2 separate regions of the Homo sapiens genome follow, and region 1 is linked to region 2. Evidence: chromatin contacts called from ENCODE Hi-C or POLR2A ChIA-PET data. All regions are on one chromosome and are shown on one strand. Each heading gives the region's core, a stretch centred on a gene start or an enhancer-like site at or near the end of the contact. The rest is flanking DNA. Distances are from core to core; before and after follow the strand shown. Region 1 overlaps THADA (THADA armadillo repeat containing). Region 2 overlaps THADA (THADA armadillo repeat containing).

The links. Hi-C counts contacts between places; a loop is a spot of excess contacts on that map. ChIA-PET counts read pairs that join two places held with the same protein, here RNA polymerase II (POLR2A). Pooled maps may share reads with other maps.
Region 1: a loop to region 2 is called in a pooled map, with 4 times the contacts of the local background. The contact joins two enhancer-like sites. A Hi-C loop is called at or near these places in 1 of 168 maps with a recorded cell type or tissue (breast epithelium) and 6 of 50 pooled maps. POLR2A ChIA-PET finds 5 or more read pairs at or near these places in 3 of 52 experiments (GM12878, OCI-LY7 and Panc1).

The regions. Positions count from the first base shown.
Region 1 is chr2:43,574,994-43,579,331 of GRCh38, forward strand. It overlaps THADA (THADA armadillo repeat containing), which reads right to left. Exons shown (of 38, transcript NM_022065.5): 9 at 3,520-3,614; 10 at 2,029-2,249; 11 at 1-34. Among named protein-coding and RNA genes, the nearest start is that of THADA, 19 kb to the right of the region's middle. Within about 2 kb of position 2,142, at least 2 of the 41 ENCODE cell types and tissues checked have a DNase peak (open chromatin) inside an H3K27ac peak, as active enhancers do.
Region 2 is chr2:43,480,886-43,485,059 of GRCh38, forward strand. All of the region lies in intron 26 of THADA (THADA armadillo repeat containing), which reads right to left. Among named protein-coding and RNA genes, the nearest start is that of THADA, 110 kb to the right of the region's middle. Within about 2 kb of position 2,251, at least 11 of the 41 ENCODE cell types and tissues checked have a DNase peak (open chromatin) inside an H3K27ac peak, as active enhancers do.

The DNA.
Region 1 (4,338 bases), core at 892-3,391, 94 kb after region 2:
AGACAGAAACATTTCCAGCGTTGGCTCTTTAATCCTGAAGAAAAATGAGCCATGAGCCATTATTGTAAACTGATTAGTAAAAGAAATTTCATTTTATAACAATTTAGACTTTAAAAATATTAAATACACAGAATGACCACAAATTTCAATTATTAAATTTACAAGAACAAAAAACTACAAGTAAAGCCAAAACAGATCTCAAATTTGTATATGATTCTTTTTACCTTGTAAAAAATAATCCAGAAAGCAGTTCAAGATCAGCCTAGGCAATATAGTGAAACCCCATCTCTATAAAAAATTTAAAAATTTAGCTGGGTGTGGTGACACACACCTACAGTCCCAGCTACTTGGGAAGCTGAGGTGGGAGGATTGCTTGAGCTCAGGAGTGAGACTGCAATGAGCTGTGCTCATGCCACTACACTCCAGCCTGGGTGACAAAGCGAGACTTTGTCTCAAAAATAATAATAGTCCAGGAAGGGACATAGGGAAATTTGGGGGATGATGGAAATATTCACTACCTTGACTGTGATGATTACACAAGTTATTTATTTATTTATTTATTTGAGACAGGGTCTTGCTGTCACCCAGGCTGGAGTGCAGTGGTGCGATCTCGGCTCACTGCAACCCCTGCCTCCCAGGTTCAAGCGATTCTCCTGCCTCAGCCGCCTCAGTAGCTGGGATTACAGGCGCATGCCCCCATGCCTAGATAATTTTTTGTATTTTTAGTAGAGACAGGGTTTCACCATGTTGACCAGGCTGGTCTTGAACTCCTGACCTCAAGTGATCCACCTGCCTGAGATCTGCAAGCCTGGGATTACAGGCTTGAGCCACCATGCCCGGCCTACACATGTAATTTAAAAGATAAGGAAAGCCAAGTGTTGGAGATGGTTGGGGGAATGGGGCTTCTCTGTGATAAAAATATTCTAAAGTTGTTTGAATTAACTTTTAAGATGTTAAAACTTCATTTCAGAAATGTTGATAAGGATCACTTTAGATTACCTATGTTAAAGTGCTTCATAAATTCTAAAGCACTACACATGTAGAAACTTTTATAGTTTTAAAAAATGATGCTAAAAACAAATTTCAGGAAAAAAATTTTTAAAGAAAAAATATAGCAAAGAGAATATTAAAAATTAATTTTAGAAATGCTGGTGGTTGTACAACTCTGTGAATAAACTAATAAACTGAATTGTACACTTCAAATTTATGAATTGCATAATATAGCTCAAATATGTAAAAAATTATTTTAGTTTTCCTCCTTTATTCATATGTTCAGTATTATCAAGCTGTATATATGTTTCGACATTTCATATACATGATCACTTTCAGCCATTATGGCAAAAACACCACAAAAATACAAAATACAGCCCCATGAAGTCAGAAGACCTTCTAAGATTGCTGTTTCAGGTTCTTATTAGCAATATGGTCTCAGGTAAGCATTTACTTTTCTAAGCCTCCCTTTGCCCATTCAACAAATTAGATTTCTTATCCTATATAGTAGCCATTTGAGGATCACATTAGATTACCTATGTTGAAGTTCTTTATAAATTCTAAAACACTATACATATAAAAATTTTTATAGTTTTTAAAAACGATAACATTGAAAATGTTAAAAATTAATTTTAGAAATGTTCTTTACAGGCTAACCTGCAGCAATAATTTTATTTATTTATTTTTTTAAGACAGGATCTCACTCTGTCGCCCAGGCTTGAGTGCAGTGGCACAATCATATCTCACTGCATCCTCGGCCTCCTGGGCTCAAGCAATGTTCTCACCTCAGCCTCCCACGTAGCTGAGACTACAGGCGCATGCCACCACACCCAGCTAAGTTTTAAAAGTTTTGTACAGACACAGTCTCACTATGTCACCAAGGCTGGTTTTGAACTCCTGGCCTCAAGTGATCCTCTTGCCTCAGCCTACTGGGAGGGTAGCTGGGATTAGAGGCACAAGCCACTCCAGCTTTTGGACTGCATCTTCTAAATGTCTTACAAGTGAAACAAAATATGAGACGATAGCATCAAAACTCACTGTGAACTCAAGGTGAACAAAACATGTGCAGTATCCAAGAGCAGGGCCTCCCCACTCCGACCCATGCTTCCGTTCTGCCAGTCCAACATGGCAAGTGTCCCCTGACAGAGGAATAAGACAGCTGACTGAGAGATGTCACCACAACAGAGGCTCCTGCAGCTGCTCATAAACCACTCGGGGACACTGGTGCAGTCCACTGAACGAAGCAGCACACTGCTAATCTGGAAAAATATAGCAGAGCTAACACACATAAAGCTTTTAAAACTTTTCAGAGATATTTCAAAATACAAACCCAAACATCTCTTTCCCCTGAAAAATCCTAGGAAAAATGACTAAATCCAAAGATAAAATACCCACAAATGTCATGATTATTGTATTAGTATTAAAGGAAAAAAATTACATCAAGTACGAGAATGATTTTGCTGGTTGGAATGTACTGGCAGAGCACAACACATCGCCACCTGCAGGTGGATAAGCTTAACAACTGCTTTTTTTTTTTGGTATGTATTTTTTTTTTAAACAAATGCTTTTAGAGGTGATTTGAGAAATAAACATCTTCGACTTATCCAAAGATAATTACTTTGTGTGATCTCATAATATATTTTTCTAAGGTCAGGTAAAAAGATAAAATAAGTTTCCATACAATATAGCAAGCAAAAAAAGAAATCTACTAGTAAAAAATACAAGGATTGTGGCCTAAATTATCAAATTATACTTTCTGTAAGAAGCAAATTTACTGAACAATTGACTCTATCTAGCATGCTTCCTGTCTAAAGCACATGATTTGGGTTATTCTCAATAAAGAATACATTTATCAGAAAAGTTATTACTGTGTATATATCTATACATTGATATGCATAATTTTAACATTAAAAATATCTTTTAAGATACTAATGAGAGATGACACTGAACAAACAGCACTAAAAAGAAACTAAAAGAATGTACATCAAAAATGTTTATAGTGATTATCTTTGTGAGATGGACTTACAGGTGACTGTTATTGTCTTTTTGTTATTGTTGCTTTATCTGAATTTTTGGAATTGTCTCTTATTATAACAGAAAAAGGTCATCAGAAGGAACCAGACAATGCAAAAAAAAATTATTTTAATTCACTTCTTTAAAAATATTTTTAATTTTTTTTTTTTTTAAGAGACAAGGTCTCACTCTGTTGCCCAGACTGGTGCAATCTTATCTCACTGCAGCCTTAAACTCCTAGGCTCAAGCGATCCTCCTACCTCAACCTCTCAAAGAGCTGGGACTACAGCTGTGCACCACCATACCCAGCAAATTTTCTTTTTTTTTTTTTGTAGAGACAAGGTCTAGCTAAACTCCCCAGGCTAATCTCAAACTCCTGGCCTCAAGTGACCCTCCTGCCCTGGCCTCCCAAAGTGTTGGGATTATAAGTGTGAGCCACTGCACCAAGCCAAAATTATTTTTTAAACATACCCTAACTCTCAATAAAGTACAATTCTAAAAAGGAGATGCACTTACCAAATGAGGAATCTTTTCAGACGGGTGAAACATAGTCTTAATAAAAAGAATAATAGCTAATCCAGATGTGCTCTGTACAGTCTGTAACAGATCATCTATTTGGCAAAAAAGGAGAGAAGCTTGTGTTAAATAATGAATATTCTGGTAGAGTGGAAAGAGCAGATGCTGAGCAGCCAGATAGGCCTGGGTACAATTTCTAGTCTGACCACTTCCTGGGTGAATAGGTCTTACCTAAGTTATTTAACATCCCACAGACTCTCTTTTCTCTTGGGTAAAATGGGATAACTCTTAACTGAGGCAGTGTCAGGTTTAGATGAATAATGAACATAAACGCTTTTTAGAAGGAGTCTCACTCTGTTGACAGGCTGGAGTGTAGTAGCGTGACCTCAGCTCACTGCAACCTCTACTTCCTGGGTTCAGGCGATTCTCCTGCCTCAGCCTCCCAAGTAGCTGGGACTACAGGCGCGTGCCACCACACCCAGCTAATTTTTGTATCTTTAGTAGAGATGGGGTTTCACCACGTTGGCCATGATGGTCTCGATCTCTTGACCTTGTGATCCGCCTGCCTCGGCCTCCCAAAGTGTTGGGATTACAGGCATGAGCCACTGTGCCCGGCTGAATATAAAGGCTTTTAAGCCCAGCATATAGATACTCAATAAACGTGATTCCTTCCTCTCTCCTCTAACATACACTTTCTTCCTCGCCAACTATTGCTTCCCAAAACACCTAACAGCAACACCACCTGTCCCCTCCCCTCCACCAATGCCTCTGTATCCCAATCACCATATACACAGACTTTTTCAAAAAGAGATTTCAGGG
Region 2 (4,174 bases), core at 1,001-3,500:
AATTTGGCCAAATAGGGCTTGCTACAAGTTACTATGTAGTTCGAAGCAAATAAGCTATTCTGAATTCTAATAATTACATTCTCTAAAATATGAAAACCCAATTGCCCTGCAGCTTTCAATTTTAGTTTTGAGAATTCAATTCTTTCCCAAACAATAGCGTGGGTAACCACAGAAACTTGTGGAATCTCTTTTCCTAGAAAACATGAAGAACAGGAGAGAAGCCAGTCTGTCTGGAAATTGCTTCAAAATCTCTCTATAAGCACGATGCTGGACTGGATTAGATGCCCCTTGAAGGATCCTTCCAGACCTACACCACTAAAATGCTAAGAAAAATAACTAAAATAATTCTCTATCACTTATACCCTGGAAAATAAAATAAATACAATTTAACATCTCCCAACATAGTCACTAGAAACAATTTTACTTGGATCATCCCATGATTTTAGAAACACATTTTCTTCTTAAATTGTACTAAATTATCCTAAGCTATTAATTTGAATATGAGCTCTCTTTAATAAGACAGAATAGAGATTGTACTTAACACAGTAAACAAAACTATTATTTTGTTCCTCTTTCAATCTACCTGTTTCCATGTACCCCAAATCTACTCATTTCCCAATGCCTTGTAAAAAATACTACTTCCCCCCAACATATACTCCACTCAATTCTACCATTTATAAATTTCTAATGTGTTCATCACTCACATCACATTGTACAGGTGATTTTTATATGGTGTCTCCTATTTGTATCTGACTCACATGTAACAATTTTTGTCTTCCTAACTGAACTGTAAACTCCTTGAGTAAGATCCAAGTTTTATATTCTTCATGTACTCCCCTATTATGTTAATACTGAGTTCATGATAAGTGCTTTCAAATTCTCATTGGCTCACTGATTTAAGGTGGAGAGTGTGCAAAAGCTAGACAATGCTATACATTAAGAACCTGCATGAAGCTTTGGCAAAGCACACTCCAAGAAGTCAAAAATAAACCTTTTCTGATTGCTACATATTGACATGTATCATTTAGCTGGGACTCACAGCTGAAAGTTAATACACACAGGGGCTAAAAGGAAAGACCTAGAGCTAAGCGCCATATTAGTTTAGCTCCTGTCCTGTAAGAAATGAGGAGCTATGAAGCTGAGCTCACTCACATGGAGATGGAGGCTATTTTAGAAAACATGCATATTGCACAGGTTGCAGAGCTTTGCTGGTTCTGATTTTACATAAAATCAGTTCTTCATTCTGTCAGGCCAAGTCAGTCACGCAGCAATAAACAGAAAGGAAAAGAGCTTTAAAAGTTAAAATGTAATAATATTACTTTAAAAGCACAAGTGAAACTTCTGTTTTCTCATTCTTTAAAACCCAAAAAACACATCTAAAATAAGACTAATGGGTGCAAAAATTCAGTCATTACAGGTACCCTCTACACACTTACAAAGGATCCTCTGCTCCTTTCTTTATATATGAAACAGGAACTTCTTGTCTGTACTATGCGACAGGGACTGTTCTACGGCACTGGGAATACATCATTTTACCAAACTTACAATTCCAGTAACATTATGTAAAGCCTTACTTTAGTATTTTAAAAAAAGAAAAGACCTCAGGAATATTCCAAACCTTATTTTACAGAGAAGAAAACCAAAGCCCAGAGAGGTTGGCTATTTTGTCTCAGTTGATTATAGTGGTTATATTGTAACAAACGCAGGAGTAGAAACCAGATTTCTTATTTCTCCTCTAGTAACAAAATTTACTTATTCATTAGGCAATTATTCCTATATGCCTTCTATATGCCAGATACTATGCTAGACTCTAGGTACCCAAGAATGGTTAAGATACTGACCTTGTCCTCAAAAAGCACGGTCTTAAGAGCAAGACAATCAGATGAGTACAATCACAGAAGTGGTAACAGAAAGAAAAACCAAACTATATCTCTAATTGCCTAGGACTTCCAATATGTTAAAGAAAATGAACTTCTAATAGTTTGTTTTATCCTCACAATAGCCCTAGGAGTAGACAGCACAGATCTTATTATTCCTGGTATATAGATGGAGAAACTGAAGTGCAAAGTGGATAAGGGGGCCTATTAAGGTCATCTCCAGTGGCAGCAAAATGCCTAGAAACCAGGTTTGTTTACTCCAAGTCAGACCTTTATTTCCCATTAGATGGAAAAAGCAGATGTTCTTTTTATGTCCAGTTCCCTCTGACCAAGAACACACATTTCCAAATTGCGAGCAGGACAATCTGTGGTTGTGAAAGGAAACAACTGACTTGTGAGGTGTGTCACCGGCTGAGGTTAGTTATCCGGTGGATAAGTAACCAACCAAGATATCATTATTACTAGCCTTCTTAAAGTGCCCATTACGTACCCAGAACAGATGAAAAAGGTCCTTCCTTCAGAAAGTTAATATTGGAAGGAACAGGCATATAAACATTTAAACAAAAAGTGACATAATTAAACAAACTAAAACTAAAAGAACCATCACAAGCAACTGCAAATTTAAGACACTAAAGGTTTTGCAAAGCAAACCTAATGGGAGCTGCCAAGAAATATATCTTCATGGGTTAAACAGGGAACAGAAGCCTTGTACACATAATGGTCCATACCGATCTTCAGATTACTAAAATTAAAAGCTCTCACATTCTTCACAGTTAAAAACTTCTCATTCCTATTTCCTTTTTTCTAGAAATCTTATATATTTTGTAATCTTTCCTATCCAAGAGGAATAAATTTATAATGGAGGTTTCCATCATTGTAACTTTGGCAAAAAATTAAAATTGTATAGTATCACTGCCCTATTCTTCCTCCCTCAGATACAACCTAAATGAGGTTTTCTCATTTTCTGATCATTTTCTCCTATACATAGTAAAATGTATATATATTTATATATATATTCAAGAATCACTTCATAAAAAACAAAAAAAAATTTTCTTCAAGTTCAGTTTTAAACATTAATTTTACTTGTTTGATGACTTAATATCATATTTCATTTATACCAGTATTTATCAAGGCCTTATAACATGACCCAACTGTTTTAAACTGTAGCACACTGGAGAATTATTAACAAAATAGACAAAGCTAAGGAGAAACAAATATTAGTGATTTCAAGTTAGTGACAGGAAGAATTTCTTTAAGAACAGGCTAAAAAATAAAAATTATAATCATCCCTCCACAAGAGTAATGTTTTATTTATTTAAAAAATACTCAGTTAAAAAAAAAATTAAAAAGCTCTCTGGTATTGCCTGAACATGCTCAAGGGATTTATACTTACAGCCAGTTACCTTCCTTTTAAATATCTGGTGAATGTTACAGGGTGACAAGAAGCAATTTAAATGATAATTCGGAAATACCATAGTAGGTTTCATTAGAATTATCACTAGTACATCACAAAATGATTTCATATTTTTTTAATTCCTAAGATTTAGTTCCATCACACAAAAATGCATTTCAATAAACATTAGCTTAAAACTTAAATATGAAGCATAATGACTTTTTTAGGGAAGAAGGGAATAGGGCTTTGAATATAACTCTAGATCCTCAAGAGAAAGACCACTGGGCCAAACTGGATCCTAAATAAAGTTAAGGAAGTAATTAAATGTGCAGCAACAGTGACATCTAGTGTTAACAACTGCAAGTCAATTAGATTACCATTAAATCCTCTTAAGTGCTAAAAAACAACTATTCAAAGCTTTTCTTCTTTAAAAACAAACAGATCTTGTGCATTTTTATCTAAAAACTACCCAAAATCAAAATGGTTCCACAGGTTTCTTTTCAGGCATAACAAAAAAGCTGTTTTTTAAAGACAAAAACAAATTAGAGGTTAAACATAAAACTAAAGACCAAAAGTAAAAAGCACTGTTTATTTCTTGTGGTTAACACATATAGGTGCTCCTCTTAGTACAAGAGTTTAATGCAAAGGTAATGTGAGAGATGTTCTAATGAGAGGATCATAAACATTTAAACTTCCACCTATAAAATTAAAGATATTATACAAGCTAGGATAATATATACAAGTAAAGTTAAGACATTTCAGGACTACTTAAAGAAGATGCAATTAAAAAAAAAAAAACAAAAAAAACACTAGCTTTTGCATGGAGAAACAAGCTCTACATTTCACCCCTTGCTACCTTGCTAAATTTTTGTTGCTTTGAAAGGTCCACTTATTAAACAGTTGA